Linked DNA regions of Homo sapiens: region 2 is linked to region 1. Evidence: chromatin loops called from intact Hi-C (ENCODE). Cell type or tissue: heart right ventricle. All regions are shown on one strand. Each heading gives the region's core, and the rest is flanking DNA. Links, peaks and the distances in the headings are about the cores only.

The links. A loop is a pair of places that touch in the nucleus more often than their neighbours do. Peaks named below come from ENCODE experiments on the same cell type or tissue, not always from the same donor. Only the 100,000 strongest peaks of a DNase experiment are listed, where the experiment ranks them.
Region 2: it touches region 1 in a loop (9-fold over the local background); 33 of 110 quality-filtered maps call a loop at or near these places.

What each region holds. Positions count from the first base shown.
Region 1 is chr7:27,207,544-27,212,922 of GRCh38, forward strand. No RefSeq gene overlaps it. Among named protein-coding and RNA genes, the nearest start is that of HOTTIP, 9.8 kb to the left of the region's middle. RefSeq lists enhancers at 2,804-3,304, 3,305-3,805, 5,361-5,379. In heart right ventricle, for the core only: CTCF peaks have their summits at 2,979 and 3,178; a DNase peak (open chromatin) is centred at 2,988; H3K4me3 peaks cover 436 bases; H3K27me3 peaks cover 4,917 bases.
Region 2 is chr7:27,918,459-27,923,837 of GRCh38, forward strand. All of the region lies in intron 2 of JAZF1 (JAZF zinc finger 1), which reads right to left. Among named protein-coding and RNA genes, the nearest start is that of TAX1BP1-AS1, 180 kb to the left of the region's middle. RefSeq lists an enhancer at 4,699-4,748. In heart right ventricle, for the core only: a CTCF peak has its summit at 2,956 (motif pointing left); a DNase peak (open chromatin) is centred at 5,013; H3K27ac peaks cover 750 bases.

The DNA of each region.
Region 1 (5,379 bases), core at 319-5,318:
CTAAGCATATAAATTCTCATGGTATTAGAAAAGAGCTATTTGATGAAACTCATAAGGGGTATGTAAATTAAAAAAGAGAAGAAAGTGTGTGTACATATTTTACAATAATCTCGAACGACTCCAACTATATGTTGCAGAAGCCATGAGCTCTCTGCCCACTGTCTGTGGGGTATCAGCAAGATTGACTCCTACCAAGCCTTGGGCACAGTGGTGGGTTTAAGGGTCCCATGTCTCCAGATCCTAAGATGGAGTTCACCGCAGGGGTGAGGGCTCGGGTCAGGGTAAGGGTGGGGACTGCAGAAGTCAAACAATTCGGAGGAAGAGGGAGAGGGGAAGAGAGAAGCCACAGACAAGCCAGGAGACAAAGAGGAAGGGAGAGATGGGAGGGAGAAGAATAAGAAGCAATGAAACTGTAATTCTCCACAAAAATTTAAGCTACAGCAGCTCAAAGAAGGCCTGTTTTTAAAGCTTAGCAGAAGCCCATTCTCCGCTGAAGCCTGTTCTTTGTGGAAGCCTGGCTGGGGGGCAGTGGGGGCGGTGCCACTGTCGAGTGTTCCTTGCCATTTAGGTCCAAAGCCTCCCTGTGATTTCTGTAACTGCACAAAAACAATCTGGGCTTTAAGAACCTGATTATTGTCCAGAGTTAAATGCAGGCTCGACCTTCTGCCCATAGAGAGTCCAAACGCATGAATTCCTGCTGGTATCAGCTTCGGAGGCAGAGGTCGCGAGCTGAGCTTGGGACAACCCTTCAAGCCTGCTAGCAATTACCTGCTCTCAGCCACTTTTAAAAGGCCATATTTCTTTACATTTCTAGGATCTAATGTGAGGTTATGTCAGGTCATGGGACCCTAGGCTGGTGCAAAGTAATTTGATGTCACCAAGAGCAAGCAGACTCGTTTGTCACCCTGAGGAATAGAAGTCCCTGTGATTTCTGCTGGGAGCAGAGCAGGGTTGCTTGGCTGGGGGTGTGGAATCCAGACAGGGGTCCAGTGTGGGCCTAACCAGGTGAGCTGGGAGGGGACTTTCTGGATCGTGTGTGTGTGTGTGTGTGTGTGTGTGTGTGTGTGTGTGTGTGTATGTTTGTCTGTCTCAGGTTGAGAGGATTAAGGGATCAGCTCTGCTCCAAGCTCACACAGCAGCCCATTGGAACTCAGCATGTGACCTGGACTGATCCAGGCCCTTGGATCCCAGGTTCACTTGTGACATGATCTGGGTCTCAGTTTTTCTGAAGCTAAATCTGGTTAGCCCACCTGCAGTCCTTTCTTCCCCTAGCCCTTACCCACTGCTACTTTAATAGTCTGTAGCTGATTAAATAAAACAACGGAGTCTTCCTACCTGAGGTTTATCCAGCCATTAGGTGATTGGTGGGAGCACAGAAGGAGTCATAGCCCTTGTACCCCTTTGGGGAAACACTTCTGTGAGTGATAAGAGACGGCTAATGTCTCAGTGAAGGGCTTCAAGGCATTTGCTAGAATGGCCTCTTCCACTATTTCCAGTTCTTCCATTTTTTCAAGGGGGGTGGGGGTTGTAGGGGGTTGTGTAACAAAGCCAAAGAACAGGGTCCCTTAAGCCTTCATTTGAGAATCAGGGAGAGTGCGAACCCTGGAGGAGTATGGGTAGGCAACTTGATGGGTAAAATGGAAAAGGAAGAGGCCGCTTCCCAGAGGCCTGGCCGATGCTAGGTCCCAGAGACTTGAGCATGACAGGGTGGGGGGCCTCCTACAGAAGCCCTGGAAACTCTATCGGTAGAGCTGCCTGTGGGGGCTCCACAATGTCCTGGGATTCATACATTGAAATGTGGAGCATGGTTCCTTGGCCTTCTATATCATTCCCAAAAGGAGTATACTGGTGCCACTCTTCCTGACAATTCTAGGATGATCTAATGCCACAACTAATAGACTGAGAGAGCCTGGGCAACATGGAGAAACCCAGTCTCTTTAAAAAACACAAAAATTAGCCAGGTGTGGTAGCATGTGCCTGTGGTCCCAGCTACTGGGGAGGCTGAGGTGGGAGGATTGCTTGATCCCCAGCAAGTTGAGGCTGCAGTGAGCCATGATAGTACCACTATGTTCCAGCCTGGGCGAAAGAGTGAGACCCTGTCTCAAAAAAAAAAAAAAAAAAAAAAAAGACTGAAGGAGAGAACTCAGACTCAGACTCAGCCAAAGTGGTCAGCAAGGAGGCACACCCCTACAAGGCGGACCCCATTTGAAGCAGGCGAAGGCACCCAATAGAGAACCTGCAGTGAGCATCTCAGAGGCACATGGAGAGGCCTGCACAGAATTCTCTATCTTTTGGCCATAAGGTTAGGAGGTGCTGGTGGGGCCAGAGGAGCTCAGATAAGAGCCAGCTCTCTATATGTGGGGCTCATTTCCATGGGGTTGTGAGAGAGGCCAATCCTTCACAGAAATTAGAATCTGGATGCAAGAAGGCAGCCAGGATCAGATCTGGCCAGATGGCCCCACGGCAGAGATGGGGAAAATGTCACCTTCGAATCCTAAGAAGCTAGGCTCCTGTGCTTTGCCAAAGGCCTCGTGGGCAGCAGTCTGTAGCTCCAGCGGTTTTGCATGCCAGCCTCTGGACTCACTTAACTTCTGCAGCAATCTGTTGGTCCCCAGAGCCACTCTGCACCCTCCAGGAGAACCTACATATGGGCGCTCCAGGGATTTGCCCGCATTAGGATCAGGAGCCCCAGGAAGAGTTAGATGGGAATCCAGGCATCCTGGGCCCTGTGCTTTCGGTGGACAGCTAGATCTTTCTTGTCAAGGTGGAAATAGCGTCTCTGCCCTGGGTGGGAACCCAGACCCAGCCCTGCAATCACGCAGGCAATAAAGTAAGCACTCCACTGTCGACGGGGAGGCCAGGGAGAGAGAGGCTTCTCTTTGAGGCCTCCCACCCCCATCCAATCCAGGAGGTTGCAGTCGCTGTGGGCGGCGGCGGAGGATGCTCGCAGGACACCGCTGCAGTTGCGACCTCTTCCCACTAGATGTCTTCCCAGTTAATCGGAACTCAAGGGCGCTGTCTCTGCTCCTCGGGCCGAGACTCGGTTTCCCCTGCCGCTTTTTGAAGTCTAGCATTCCTCTGTGAAAGCTGGCTTTTCCCTTTTTTTCCTATACTCCCCTTCCCGCCCTGCGCTCTAAATCCTGGCTCTGGAAATCCACCAGAATCAAATGCTGGCTCCCTGCGGGCCCGCGTCGGAGCGGCTCACGCCATTGGAATCTTTTTATGACCTTTGATGTGTTTAAATAACATGGCAAGTCTGAGCACACACCTCGGATTAAACTTTAATCGGCTGCAGTCAAGGTCGCCCAGGTGGTAAAAGCGTTTCCTCCGACGTCTCCTGGCAGACGCTGCGGGGTCCAAGGTCTGGGGCAAAGCCCTAGGCCCCCGCCATACCCTCCTGCCTCTGTCAGGCCTGGGTGGGGGCCAGGCCCAGGGCCACCCCATCGAGCTCCAAAGAGGACTAAGGAAATGGGATCGGAGGTAGACACTCAGGGTGGGCTAATGACCTGAGCACAGTTTTTATAGCTGCTAGACAGAATAGTTAAAAATTCCAAGAAGCACTTTCAATTTCCCCTGACTCCAGAAACTGGTTGAAGGTCTAGTCATGGTCAGTGCCTTATTGCCTCCTCCCCATGGCTCTGCTCCCCTAGGGAGAAAGGGGGTGCTGGTAATGATGTTGCGGCCAAGTTAGCTGACTGTTTTTAAGGTCACCAAACCCATTAACTGTGGGCCAGGATCTAGAACCCAGGCTAAAGCAGCCCTTCTGTGTGTCAGGCTAGACAAGGTTGGCTTCAATTTTATCTGGGATGAGCATATCTTTCTGAGCCAGTATACCTGTCATGGAGAATTGTCATGGGCAGTATTTAGGAAAAGCTCCAAGAACAGGGCAGCATATGTAGTGAGAGCTTACCACTGTGCTTTTAAAAAAGAAGGAATGTACAAAAGGGCTAGAAGGACAGACAAGTCATCAGTAACAGTGCTTCCCCTGGGAAGAACTGGTGTTCAGAGGATCTGAGTAGAGAATTTTTTTTCTATAAAATCTTTTTGTAGTGTTTGTGAAGTGCACCAATTGTATGTATTAGCTATTGAGGTTATACTTTTCAGAAAACTGGTTACCCTATGTATCTCATGGCCACATATTCCTTTGGGGAATTTCCTCCACACATCATACCAGCCTTGGATTCAGGGGAGAACACTGAAATAAGTTACCCCAAGGCTTGAATCTTAGTCTTACGGACATCAACTCAGATTTCCATCCCCTGGGAGAGGTTCTCAGGCCTCTCTCTCTGGGCTTACCCCTAACTTGTAAATGAACATGCCAGCCCCAGCCATTCACAAAAGAGAATGCGTTGTCTCAAAACGAATTAAAGCCTGATCTTCAATTTTCCCCCAATCCCTGAGTGCCTAGGGGTTTGCAGAAAAGGCCCACAAATGCTCCTCCAGACCAGAGATTCCCACAGCCCCTTGACATGTATATTTGGTTTGTCAATTCTTGTCTTGAAGACACTATCAAGTGTCTTCAAGGGCCACATACTAGACTGACCTGTTGATCTCTTGACTTAGAGATAACACTATCACTGTCTAAAATTAGTTCTCATAGTGCTTCTTCATGGCCTTCTGGGGGCTGCTAATACTCTTTATCTTGATCTTTGTAGTAGTTACACAAATGTATACATATATAAAAATTCAGTGAACTGGGGGCTTAAGATTTGTATGCTTTGCTATACGTAAGTTATATGGCAATAAAAAAATTTTTAAGTGCTTCCTCCTAACAACCTGTGAGGTTGGTCCCAAGGTTATTACAATCATCTCCATTTTACAGACAAAGCAACTAAGACTCAAGGGAAGCTAGGGTCCCAGGCATCTGTGGAAGAAAATAACCAGCCAGAGACTAACCAGCAGCTTCTTCCTCTGGGTCTTGCTGCTTCAATATCCAGCTTTCTTTTCCAGCAGATTTCTCAGGTGACAGGAGCCGGTTCAGTATAGAGAGGCTCTTTTTAGAGAGATTGTGAGGTAGGAACATGTGGTCTGAGTCTTCAAATTTTTTAGTCTTGGCGTAGGGAGTCAGGGAGGGCACGCGCCCAGAGGGTGTGGGGCCTAGAGGGCCCCACTTGTGTGCCTCTAATGAGGAAGAGGGCCCTCAGGGCTTGGAACATATTTTCTTCTTATTCCAGTCCTCCAAGCCCACACGCACCCGAGGCTCAGGAGACCTCTTCAGGCGACCGCACCCTTCCGCTGAAGTCCCCCACTTCTGCCCCTCCGAGGTGGGGTGGGGGTGTTCTGAAATAACGGTGGCTGCAGTTAGATGGCTGAGGACATAGAAAGCGGTTGTTATTTATTCCAGGCACCATCACAAAAGGCTTCCAAAAATATCGAGCC
Region 2 (5,379 bases), core at 224-5,223, 710 kb after region 1:
AGACTTAGGAGGGCAGAGTTCATGTTGTAGGCATCTTTGTACCATCTTGAGCAAAGGAGGAAAATGAGTAGTTTTTAGATAAAATCTAGCTGGAGAATGGATGTCAATATTTTCTAGTATTTCAACTTTTCCATGTGTTATTTGCACACAGTCAGGCAGTTATTGAGCACATATTGCTGCAGAGTTATACAGAAAATTTGAGAGCAGAGTTGCAAGTAGCCACGTGCTTGCTTCATTAACTGTGCTTGTGGCAATTTTTACCACCTGTGCAAATTTCCATTTCTCTGAACAATCTGACTATACATGTCCTGTTCACTCCCTCTTTCCAAAATGAATTAAGGAGAAGAGAAAACAGTGGTGATAAGAGAAAAAAAAAATCAGCTAGTGAGATTTAAAACAAAATTTGGTGAGCTTATACTAAATTGCTGCTTAAATATGGGAAATGACATTGATTGTTGAAAAGAAATACAGCCTAAGTTTCATTAACACCAATAACCTAAACATGGGACTTTGTGATGTTATCTGGCCTAGTCCTTTGTCTTCAGATTTGTGCTTTCAAGCATGCAAAGTATCATGGTTCTTAAAAGTTAAGAGGCTGACTGAAGGTCCCTTGCTTACTAAGTGATGAAGGTAGCACTGAAACACAGGTCCTAGTAATGGGCAACTTTAAATACTCAACACCTGTGGGTAGACTATCTTGTTAGCATGAAATGTAAAATTATATTTTGAAGAATTACAATTTTTGAGCTCTTAGGAGAGGAAATGCTCAACATAGGTGTGTAGACTATCTCATTAGCATGAAATGTAAAATGATATTTTGAAGAATTATGATTTTTGAGCTCTTAGGAGAGAAAAATATTTTGAACCTGGCCCCCCATTGTGAATAGAAACTAAAATGGGAAAATTTGGAGAAATAAACCAATAAGGAATAAAGATCATAAGTCATTCATGCTAAAACCTGTGATGAGAGTTAAAGAAAAGTCATTTAATTTTTCAAAGGTAAACGGAAAATGCAAGCATGTCTACAATGCCTTAAAGCTCAGTAGCTGCTTATCTTGTCAAAAATGTAACTATCAGAGCTGGATAACACAGAACAAGCATGAGGATGCATTTTACGATGATAAGGTAGCAACAGGAAATAACATATTTATAATCAATACAATAGTGCCAAATTTGCTTGGGTGAAGTCATACAAAAGAGGGGTGACTTATGGTTACAAAAGGAAGGAGCAAGCTCAGTTTTGTGCTATTTGACTACAGGAGTGCTCTGGAACGCCAAGGAAGATTGGACCAGCAGTCCAATTCTACCCACACCATTTATTAAATAATTAATACGTAATCATTTCAAAAAGTACTAGCTGGGAACTGGCTCTAAATCTAAATATCACTAATGACAATGTATGTAGAGGCAAATTCAATCCTGGTTTCCAAACAACTTTACAATCAACAACTTGTGGAGTTTACTCTGTGTGCAAGTTGTATTACTGCTTGCACCTTGGAATCCTCCTTCATTGCTACCCTTAGAATCCAAGCTAAAGGGACTCTCTTACAGGAGTGAATGCCTTAAGGGAAGTGCCTTTGGTGTTTGAGGAACCAAAAGCTCCTGGCCCTGACCCAAAACTAATCCACATTATTGTAAGGTACATCCAATATTAAAGGCACTATGGTGATGTTTTAGTACAGTGAGTCCTTAGCGTTCCTTAAAACTTCAGCTTCATTTGGCAACTGATGCCTCTTGGGGAGCAAAATTACTTACATCATTAAAACTTCATCAAGTCATAATTTTATTATAATTGTTAACATAAATAACTGCAGTAAATAAGTACAGAGTGATCGATTTGTTCTTGATATCTCAAGGGAGTCTTTATTTAGCTTTGATATATAAAATCAGGACATTATTTATTTGCATTACAAACTGCATATCAACTATTCACTTGGGCATGTTTTAATTGGTTTTAGGTTTTGCACATTCCATAACTGAACTGTGTAAGCAGGTTGGCTTCAAAAATAAGGTCTCATGTAACAGCTAAGTCTATATGACGATGTGTCATATGGCGTGTCAAACATTTTTCTGCTTTCCTCTGCTTCCCATCCTGACATCAGAAAAAACTTTGTTCTAGTGAAATAGAAAATAAATTCTGCTAAGATGGGATAAAAGGGGAGCATGTGAATAAGACCCTCTTCTTTCCTGGCCAGCAGCAAGTGCCTCCAGCTGTCTGATCTGCCTCAGTAGCCCAGCACAAATTTTTTAGTTGACTAATGCTCCCCACTTCCGCCGACAACAGAGTAAGATATCACCTGCTAAGATAAATTACCATAATATAATGATTGAAGGGAAAATATATGGTGTAATAGAGAGGTCTAAATACCCGTAAGTGGAAAAAAGCATAAACGACCATTTTAATTAATTTCCTAATGTAAAACACAGCTGTAGTAATGTTGGCAAGTCTCACCTGCCCGTTTTAAATTTGTGACATGAAATCATGCCACTTAATTAAGTCTTAATGCACAAAAATATATTTTATTTACTTTTTATGGAATACCAGCATTTAAAGCTTTCTATTTATGTGTGTAAGCGCTTTATAAATTACTTGAAATACTGAAAAAATCTGACTACTACTAACCGGCAGTTACAAGTACCAGTTTTAGTTTCAATAATTAAATGCCTTTTTGGTGGACTCCTGCTGCTATGTGAACTAGCTGTAGGCTATTAAAGTAATGAGTCCGGACAGAGTCATCTGATCTCATGGTTGGTGGAAAACTCAAGGAAAAGGGCTTTGCCCACAATTCCTAGTCTGTTTACCAGACTGCAACCAGACTGCCTGCTGGAAGCATTATAAAGCCTCTGGGCTTCCCCTTCCCCCTTCCAGCAAGTATCTTTTTTTTTTTTTTTCCTTTTTACAAGTGTTGTCTAGGAAAATATGGTATTATAGAGCCCTCTGCAGGCCAGAAGTTTTGTAGTGTAGCTTACCAGCATGATTTTTCTTAAAGTGGCAGTAAGAGAGGGGAAAAGCATAATTGTCAAAACTTCGTAAATCAGATCTCATTAAGAAATATGTTTGTCATAAGGGCAGACTGGCATCGATTCTTCCAGAAGACTCACTGAAAAAGAGCATCTCTGTTAACTTGTTTAAGGGATGTTGCCTTGATAGCAAAATTTTGGAGGGCCCCTGGTAACTTCATAATGGGTTGCAGTGTTAGGGATTATATCATCTTCATCATCATCGTAATTCTTAAAATAATCCATGAAAAATACAGGGCTCTGAACTGTTCACTTAAAAATGCAATTTCTGGCCAGGCATGGTGGCTCAAGCCTGCAATCCCAGTGCTTTGGGAGTCCGAGGTGGTAGGACTGCTCGAGACCAGGAGTTCAAGATCAGCCATGTAGTGAGATCCTGTCTCTACAAAAATAGAAAAGTATTTTTTTAAAAAAAGAATTTATATCACACCTGGGCTTTAGAAGCCTAGGTATAAGGAAGAAGAAATTAGAAGTCAGTTATACGAACTCTATGATTTCCTCAGCCAAGTTTTCATTCGAATGAATGAAGTGTATGCCTAGAAAAATTCAGTGAATTTCTTAAGTGTTTTAGGGAACTTAGTATAAATTTTTACAGGGCATTTTATATTGTGTTTTAAACTTTTTGGATGAAATGGATATAAATCATTACAGAAAGAAATACATAAAGATAAAAATGAGGAAGTGCATTGAAGACAAACAGAACAAATAAATAAGGTCTGATTTTCATTTAGATGGTACTTTTCGAACCACATTTTATGTTGGTTATAAAGTATTCTTTTTTTGTTGGAGACGGAGTCTCACTCAGTCGCCCAGGCTGGAGTGCAGTGGCACGATCTCAGCTCACTGCAACCTCTGCATCCCAGGTTCAAGCAATTCTCCTGCCTCAGCCTCCTGAGTAGCTGGACTGGACTACAGGCTCACACCACCATGTCTGGCTAATTTTTTGTATTTTAGTAGAGACGGGGTTTCACGGTGTTGCCCAGGCTGGTCTCGAACTCCTGAGCTCAGGCAATCCGCCCGCCTCGGCCTCCCAAAGTGCTAGGACTACAGGCATGACCCACCGCGCCAGGCCTTATAAAATATTCTTAAAGTCAGCAAAATAACCAAATAACTTAAAGTCAGCAAAATAACTTTTAATAGGAAAATTTTTCCTAATATTTTCAAGTCAGCAAAAGTACTAACAGCTTTTAATAATGGGTTTTTTTTTGCATAATAGTCAAGAGAGTATTAATTTAAAAGAGGAAGCATTTGACCAAAATATTTCCTTTTATTGAGTTTAATCTGTGCCAGGTAACTCATAAACCTCCTGGAGCACCCAGAGATACATGCTTCTAACAACTCACAGAGGTGCCAGAGCCGTCTCCTCAAAGTTCCTCACCCTGGCAGTAAAACATTATGATCAACATTCGCCTAGAAGCCAGGATAAGTGGAAGAAATGGGAAGTGATATGATGATGAAAAGAATCAGATATTGCATATGTTAAAATTTCCTTCCACAGCATTTTAATCATTTAACAGGGTCTCTTTAAGGACCCGAAGGGAGTTATGAGGAGGCCGTGGTCTGGAGGCAAGAACCCAGGCTGTGGTTGTTGGCGGCAGTCTCCAGATGAGCCTCAGCAGCTCCCTGGGGACTCTGGTGACATTCTAAGACCATGCCTTCTGTGGTTGTTTAGCATAACTGACTGCTGCTTTTCCCAAGGACAGCCATTTGGTGTTGGAGGTTTTTCTAGTCTTCTCTACTCAGTGGTATAGACAAGACCAGCATGTCCTTAGGGTAATGTCTGCAAGGGTTTGGGTTCCAGTAAAATGACTCTTCCAAACGAAAACCCGAAATTAAAACGTCGAGTTTCCAGATTTGTTGAATTCAGAAACAAGTGCTCTCGGCATGAACTGTCAACAGCCAAAGTTAAAACAGGCCAGCTGGTGGCTCCTGTGGGATCGTCTCCACACACTCTATCCCAACTTTGCAGAGTTGAATGTCAGACATTATTCTATCAGGCCTGGAATCCGCTGCCAGACTCAGCCTCCTTCATCCGGCTTATCTCCTACTGGGAGGCTGTGGCTGACTGGATGGAACTGCACACTTCCCAGCAGATGTTGGGCTGCCAACGGATGGGAGCATGGCTGGGCTGGCGCCGCCAACATTTACAGTCATTCCTCTTGCTCCATTCCCCCTGCAGCCCCCCAGCCCTGTCCCACCAACGCCTGCTTGCAGACTTGGCACACTAGGAGAGGACAGGTGATGAGGATTAGGCCAAACGTATTTGCATATCGTCAGCACAGGGAAGGAAATTAACACCACAGTGACATGATTTAGTGGCTAACCTTAAACCTGAGAAAGGTCTGAACCAATTTTTGAGCA